Regions from separate parts of the Homo sapiens genome. Here region 1 is linked to region 2. Evidence: read pairs that join two places in POLR2A ChIA-PET (ENCODE). Cell type or tissue: PC-9. All regions are shown on one strand.

What was found. Peaks named below come from ENCODE experiments on the same cell type or tissue, not always from the same donor. Only the 100,000 strongest peaks of a DNase experiment are listed, where the experiment ranks them.
Region 1: POLR2A ChIA-PET joins it to region 2 with 11 read pairs; 1 of 35 experiments calls an interaction of 5 or more read pairs at or near these places.

Annotation. Positions count from the first base shown.
Region 1 is chr10:72,790,030-72,794,029 of GRCh38, forward strand. All of the region lies in intron 1 of MCU (mitochondrial calcium uniporter), which reads left to right. Among named protein-coding and RNA genes, the nearest start is that of MIR4676, 71 kb to the left of the region's middle. In PC-9, no CTCF peak of the experiment used is centred here; a DNase peak (open chromatin) is centred at 2,352; H3K27ac peaks cover 3,260 bases.
Region 2 is chr10:70,918,877-70,922,876 of GRCh38, forward strand. No RefSeq gene overlaps it. Among named protein-coding and RNA genes, the nearest start is that of LINC02622, 18 kb to the right of the region's middle. In PC-9, no CTCF peak of the experiment used is centred here; a DNase peak (open chromatin) is centred at 1,805.

The DNA.
Region 1 (4,000 bases), 1.9 Mb after region 2:
GCTGGCTTTGGTTCTAATTCAGACAGTGGTTTGATTCAGCAGACTCTATATGGAACTTGTTCTATGCCATGCACATCATAGAACATTTAAACTGTAGATGTACACATCAGAATTCTGAACTCTGTGTATCTTTCTTAACCCTACAGCATTGAAGTCCCAACAGCAGCATTTTGGTCTAGGTCTAGTATCTGTTTTTCATGTTGCAAAATTCACCAAAGAAGATGGGGGAAAACACATTCCCTGAATCTGTACCCACTGAATGTTGGAATTTGCTATAGAAAGAGAAGAGAAATAATTCTCAGGTAATTCCAGTGCCTTCCCTCTTCCTTCTTCCACACCCAGTTGGGGGCTGGGGGAGAAGCTACATGAATGTTGTATGTATTTTATAACTCCCAGAAGCCTAAACAAACATCTAAAGATTTTGAATGGAATGAAATTTAGGTGAATCATACACACTCCTCTTAGAAATTATGGTATTAAAAAAAGACTGCAACATAATTCTGATGTATTTTATTTTTGAATTCTATTATCTTGTGGATGATTGGAGATGATGATATAAAAGGTATAGAGTTGAAGTATACATCTCTTATTAAATTAAATATCTGATTGCTTGATTAAATAACTGGATATTCCTGGGATTCCCTGGTACTTATTTATTTATAGCTCTGTATCTAGGGAAGGCTGGTGCTACATAATAAAAGCTACTAGGCACGCTTTATGCCACTATGCTCAGAAAGCTTTGATTGCAGAAGTTCTTTTGTGAATAACACCACTTCAGTCGAAATGTAATCTCCTAGGATCTCATTCCAGTATTTATTTTAAATCATAATAGTGCTTTTCATTTTTATTACAGAGAACTAAGAAACAAGGAAACATATTGTGGTCTGACAAAGATAGATCAGGTATTTTGGAAGCATTTTAAAATCTTGAAAGCCTTGCTCTATTCGTATATAATTAGTGTATATTCTTCAGAGTGATTTATTCTCCCCAGAAGGAATAGTGTTCATATTCTATATTCTTGATAGTCTTAGAAGTTGGGGAGAGGGGTGGCAAACATATATTAAAATTTAAAGTGAAATCATCTTCTCATTGTTAAGAGGTAACAAGTAGTGGCACATTTTACCTTTGTTGCCCTGCCTTGTTCCCAACAATTTCAAATTAATGATGAGTATTATATCATTTTAGATCCTTTAAATTTAGGAATGACTATAGTGTCTTAAAATCACATGTATGAAGCTCAGCTGCTGGCTGGCTCTCTCTTACCACAGTTAAAAAGTTGTGCAGAATGGACTGAATTTTAATGTTGTGTATAGACTGTAAACCGTATCCATTAGTATTCATTATTTCACTTCTTTTTGATTTTTACTCTCTTCACAACCTCCCTATCTATACCGTAGTCCAGGGGAAGAATGTCAGTGTTTTTTATGTCAGTCCTTGGATGAATTCTCTTTAGATAATGTTTCTCTTTAGATAATGTTTCTCTTTTCAAGAAACAGTGCTGAAAAGGCTATGCCTTTTCTTTCTCTTTCTTTGAGGTTTTATCTGAGTTATATCGCTTGTGTAGATATAGGATAAGTTATTTTTATTTTTATCCCCAGGAAGCCTTTCAGCCCAGTGTGCTTTCCCATAGTTATTGAAATGCACAAATCACCGGTGCAACTAATCTGAATAATTAGTAACTGAGTACAGGTATACTAGTTGTAAAATTATCTCTGCATCTTTATGTAAGAATATTAATTACATGAACTTATTTTTAATTTTTTCCCTTCTGAACATGTTTTCTTTTATGTAGGAAATTCTTTCTAAATGCCAAAAAAAAAAAAACTAAAAAGATTTTTAAGTGATTCTATCCAGAAGAGATTGCTACCTCAGTTCCTTTTATCAAAAGCAGCTATACATGTAGTAATTTTAAAGAGGGGGGATTTTGAAGTCAAGTTTGAATCCCAGCTCTTCCACTTCCTAGCTGTTTGACCTTTGGGTAAAGTCTTTCAGTATCTCCATGTGAATATGAAAATAGTGTTATAAAACCGAACTGGGGTTTACTTGCCTGGAGCAGCAAAACCAGATATCCACACACATTTTGCAGTGGCAGAAAGAAAGGCATTTATTTGCAGGGCACCAAGCAAGGAGGACCGGGCAGCTAATGCGTAAATCCTTACTTCCTTGGTAGCTTACAGGTAAGGGTTTTTAAAGGCGGGGTAAATTTCAGGAAAGCAGAAGTGACAGACAAAATCATATGTCAATGCATGGAGGTTACACAGTGTTTTTGGCCTAAAAGGACAGGATATTTTGAAGCAGGGGCTTACAGATCATAGGTAGAGTCAAAACTTTTCCGATTTGTGCTTAAGGAAGAGAAGCTTTGTTTAAAAATTTGGAATCAGCGGAAAAGAATGTTAAACTGCTTCCTGGGGATGACTCCCTCCAGGCCTCTCAGGAAGAAATTTAGAACAAAGAAAGGTGGTCAGAGTTCAGCCTTCAGTTCTTCCATATCTGAGGTCTACCTGCCAGTGGATCAGTTCCCAGGGAATCCTAGGTCATGAAAAACTCCCGGTTTTTGAAAAACTCAGGGACATCTCAGGGCCAGGTGCCTGGAATTTCCCTTGAAGGAACTCAGGGTTTTCCTTTATTTATTTCTATGCTTGCCCCACCCCCAATAACTCTCCCTCTCCCCTCCCCCCCACCCCCACCCACTCTCCCCAAAAGGGGCTGCTTGCTTCATCTTAAATAATGTTAAGATCTTCTCAGGAGTTTGCGTCATAGATTGAATGACATCAGTGTGTGTAAGGTACAGTGCATTATAGGGCTAGTGCCCAGTGGACATTAGTGGCAATGATGATTACACTGCCTTTCTTTTTTTTTTTTAAATTGAGATGGAGTCTCACTCTGTTGCCCAGGCTGGAGTGCAGTGGCACGATCTTGGCTCACTGCAACCTCCGCTTCCTGGGTTCACGTGATTCTTTTGCCTCAGCTTCCTGGGTAGCTGGGATTACAGGCGCATGCCACCATGCCCGGCTAATTTTTGTATTTTTAGTAGACACAGGGTTTCACCATGTTGCCCAGTGGTCTCAAACTCCTGACCTCAGGTGATCTGCTCGCCTTGGCCTCCCAAAGTGCTGGGATTACAGGTGTGAGCCACCGTGCCTGGCCTGATTACACTGCTTTTTAAGGCTTACTGCCACAATATAGCTAGGTACCTAGAAATCAGCATTGTCACCAAGGTGAGGGAGAGCCTGCCTCAAATCCTCAGGCAAAATAAAGTCACAGATGAGAAGCCAGATATTGAAACCACTTAAAAAGAGAGAGCAACCAACAAAAGGAAGAAATGGAGGAACTATTAAAATATTTTTATAGAAGCCCAGTAGTTTCGGACCACTTACTGAATAGGCAAACAGTCCTATATACCTTTGTGGCCATGAGGGTTTAATTTATTAAAGCAGGAATATACTGGGTTCTGGTTATCTGTTGCTTTGTAATAAATCAGAATTAGTATCAAAAACAACAACCATCATTTTATTATTATCTCTTAATAGTGTTGGGGGTTGACTGGGCCCAGCAAGGTGGTTCTTGCTTGGAATATCTCATATGGTCACAATCAGATGATGGCTGGTACTTCCTCACACAGATCTAACCGAGGCTGACTATATTAGCTGGGCCCTTGGTTGGGGCTGTAGGCTCGAATATATCTACATGTGGTCTGTGTGACTTAGATTTCCTAACTGCATGGTGGCTGGTATCTAAGAGTAAGCATCCCAAAAGATCCGGGTGTGTTGCTTTTCATGACCTAGCTTCAGAAGTTATATCATTACTTCTTCCATATTTATGGACAGGCCTACTCAGATTCAAGACCCACTTCTTGATGGGAGGAATAACAGCTTGATCATACTGTGAGCTGAGCATGTGAGATGGGATGTATTGTGATGGCCATCTTTAGAAAACATTCACATCCCTCACATATGCAAATTACATTCAATACCTCTATCAGTGCTCCCAATTTACATTC
Region 2 (4,000 bases):
AGAGGCTGCAGGAACGGAGCCTGGGTGACGGAGAGGCTGCAGGCATTCTTTGGCCCCTTCCATTGTTGAGGAAGACCCAGGCCCAGGTCAGTGTCGCACAGTTGGCCATGCTTCCCTCCGGAGCCAGGAGGCTGGGTGAAAGGGGTGGAGCATCTTTGCAGGCTTGGGGCTGGGTGCAGGGGACAATGCCTTGTGGCTCAGAGCCTGACGGCTGACGGGGTCCTTGGAGGCCCACTGCCCAAGATGAGAACACTGAGGCCCAAGGCCACACAGTCCGGGTAGGGGTCTCCCTGGGGGAGCCTGGCCCTCTCTCTGCTGATCCTCCTCCCATTTACAGCCCTAGGCACCTGGATCAAGGTGGGCAAAATCAGCTTGCTGGGCCTCCGGGGGGCAGAGGGGCAGCAGGCAGTGAGGGGAAGGGAGGAAGAGACGGGTGGGAGCTGACGGTGGCAGGGACGCGCCCCGCAGGTCTGTGTTAGCTGTGTTTGTCTGGGAGTTCACAGCTGCTGGTGAACATCTGCTCTGTCTCCCGCCTCTCACCACTGCCTCCCGCCTCACCGCCCCCGCCCGGCCTCTTTCTGGGCGCTCCCTGTCATCCCTCCTCTCACCAGCCCTGCCCTACCTGGTTTCTGCTTTTCTCGGTTTTGTTGCCTCTCCATTTCTTTCTCTCTTCCCTCTTTCACACTCTGGGTCTCTCAGAATTGGTCCTCCCTGCCCTTCCCCAGGGAGGCAAGCCCCTCCAGCCCTCTGGGCCTGGGGGAGGTGTGGAGGTGAATGTGATCAGCTGGGCTTGGGTCTGCAAGGCTGGGGCCCTTGCCATTCTCTGGCTGGCCTCTCTGAGCTTCCACTGCCCCATCTGTAAAATGTGGACTGAGGGGCGGGGACAGTGACGGCTGAGGACAGTGCCTGACATCTTGCGGGGCTCCCTCTGTCCCACATCCAGGTGCGGAGTTATTGCCACAGTTATCCAACCTGCCTGTTCCCAGGAGACCTGGAGGAGCACCAGGACTCCTGGGAGCCCTGAGAGGTTACAGATTCCCGAGCCCATTCTCCCAGCGCCATCCAGCCCAGTGGGCCCCACCCTCCTGCATCCCTGCCACGTTGTTCCTCACAAGTGGTCATCCACCCCTAGTGTGACATGGTCACCGATAGGGTGAGTTGACAGCCTGGAGTCCTAACACCACGACTCAGCTCTCAGAGCCTCAGTTTGCTCATCTGCAAAATAGGAAGAATAAGGTCTGGTGGGGCGCAGTGGCTCACGTCTGTAATCCCAGCACTTTGGGAGGCCGAAGTGGGCGGATTGACTGAGGTCAGGAGTTCGAGACCAGCCTGGCTAACATGGTGAAACCCTGTCTCTACTAAAAATACAAATATTAGCCAGGTGTGGTGGCAGGCACCTGTAATCCCAGCTACTCAGGAGGCTGAGACAGGATAATTGCTTGGACCCAGGAGGTAGAGGTTGCAGTGAGCCAAGATCGCGCCACTGCACTCCAGCCGGGCAAAAGAGCGAGACTCCATTTCAAAAAAAAAAAAAAGAATAAGGCCTGCTTCATAGGCTTGATGAGCACTCCCCATTCTGACCTCTGTGGCAGTGCAGGGTCTACCATGGGCCTCAGAAGGACTCAACAAATGGGGCTGACTATTCTTGTTGAACTCCTCTGTGGTGGGGAGTTCACCCCATGTGAAGCTGCTCAGAGTATTGGAATGGGATCCCAGAAGCCCGTTCTAGATGGTACCTGGGCGTGTTGAAATGCTTCAGTGCCCCAGGGGAGTCCTGCCCAGCCTGCTCCAGTGGAGCTCCTCTTCCTCCTCCCAGCACCTCCCCCACCACCTGCCCATGCTGCTGCCACCTTCCACTGGCCTCCCACAGCATGACTGGCCCCGCCCACACCTGGCACCTGTTTCCCGATGGTTTACTCACTCTCCCTTCTTCATGTTGCAAAAGCCTCCCAAGTGGTTATGCTGCTTCCCTCACCCTCTCCACTCCAGTCTCTGCCTCCACCTGGAGGGATAGAAAAAAAAAACCCCACTTTATTGGGGGTATTTCTTAGTATAAACTGCTCACATTCAAAATACATACATATATATATACACACTTGACGGACTTTCACACGTGTATACAGCCATGTAAAAGGCTCATAGATCAAGATATAGAACAATTGCAACAGCCCAGGAGTTTGATTGTGCCTTTTCCAGTCAGTAACCTGCCCAGAGGTAACCACTATTGAGGCTTGGATCCCCAGGGTTAATTTCATCTAACCTTGAGCTTCATATGCATGGACCCATTTAGCACACGCTCACTTCTGTCTGCCTTCTTTCCTTCAGCATTCCCACTGTGAGATCCAAACATATGGTTGCATGTATCCGTAATTTCTTCTTTGTCATTGCTGCATAGTATTTCATTGAATGAATGTACCATGATTTGTTTATTTATTCTACAATAGATGGGCATTAGAGTTGTTTTCAGTTTTGGGTTATTACAAATAAAGCTTTGAGGAAGATTTTTGTGCATGTCATTTGGCAGTCACTTGCTTTCATTTCTCTTGGGCAAATACCTATGGCTGGAATTGCTGGATCATATGCAGGCATGTGCTTAGCTTCAGCAAATATTGCCAAATCATTTCCCAAGTGGTTGAAGCAATTAACACTCCCGCCAGCAGTGCAAGAGTTCTGGTAGCTAGCTCCAAGCTCTTGCCAAAATTCAGAATTATCATTTCTTTTTAATTTTAGCTTTTTTGGTGGGAGTATAATGGTATTTCATTGTGGTTTTAATTTGCATTTCCCTAATGATTGATAATGTTGACAACTTTTCACATATTAAGTGGACATCTGGGTATTATCTTTTGTAGATGGTCTATTGAAGTTTTTTGCCAAAGTTAAAAATTGAATTGCCTATTTTGTTCTTGATTTGAGTTTTTTTTTCTCATTCTTTTTTTTTACATATTCTGGATTTGAGTCATTTTGGGATATATGCATGGGTGATGTGCTTCTCTGTCTTTATTACCTACTTTCCTAACCTCTCAAAATCCCTCACCCTGTCTGAAAGCTCACTGAGCCTCAGCCTCCGAATGTAGGGTTCCCTCTGCCAGGAGGGACCTCACCCTCTTCTCTCCTTCATCAGGGATTGCTTTTCAAGACCCCAATCAAACCCCACCTCCTCTAGAAAGTCAGCCCTTCTGCTCACAGCCCTGGTTGATATTCCCTGGCTTTGGAGGCACTGGTGCATATAGCCCGTTCAATGCCGTGAAAGAACGCATCTTGGCTTCTGCATACACCTTGTGGGCAGGGACGGTGTCTTCTCTTTCACATCTGCCCCGTGTCTCAGGTGATGCTGGAGCTCGATCAGCTCTTGTGGACTTTCGAAGGTAGGGTCGAGGTGTGGCCCAGTTTGCCTGAGACAGTCCCAATTGCCACTTACTGACATGGCATGGTTAATAACAGCCCCTCCTGAGGCCCAGAGGAGAGGGGAGCTGAGATGGAAGCCAAGGGGCCGATCGGGAAGAGAACACTTGTTTCAGGGACAGAACTGGGTCTAGTACTGACGGCCTCCTGTGTGCCATGTGCTCTCAGATGAATCCCTCATCCTCTGCACCTCAGTTTCTTCTTCTGTACAATAGAGAAAATAAATCTTCACCTGTCTCACCGGGCAGTTATAAGGGTAAATGAGCCATCAGATGAGGCTGTGACAGGAGACAGTGCAGACGTACAGAGAAGCTGCTCCTGTCTTCCCAAGGCCCTGCTTGCGACAGGGAATGTGGTCACCTGCCCTGTGGCAGTCCCATGGGCCCTGGGAGAGGGACATTCAGCATGCTCAGAGGAGGGACTGGCATGCCCCAGTGGGGGAAGCCTGGCCGAGTGTTAACATCAGTTCAGTCCAGGTAGTGGCTAAATGTTCTTTTTTGAATGTTCAAAATATTTCGTGAATAATTTTTTTCTTTATTGAGCTATAATTGAAAAATAAAATTGTATATATTTATTCCGTACAATGGGATGTTTTGAT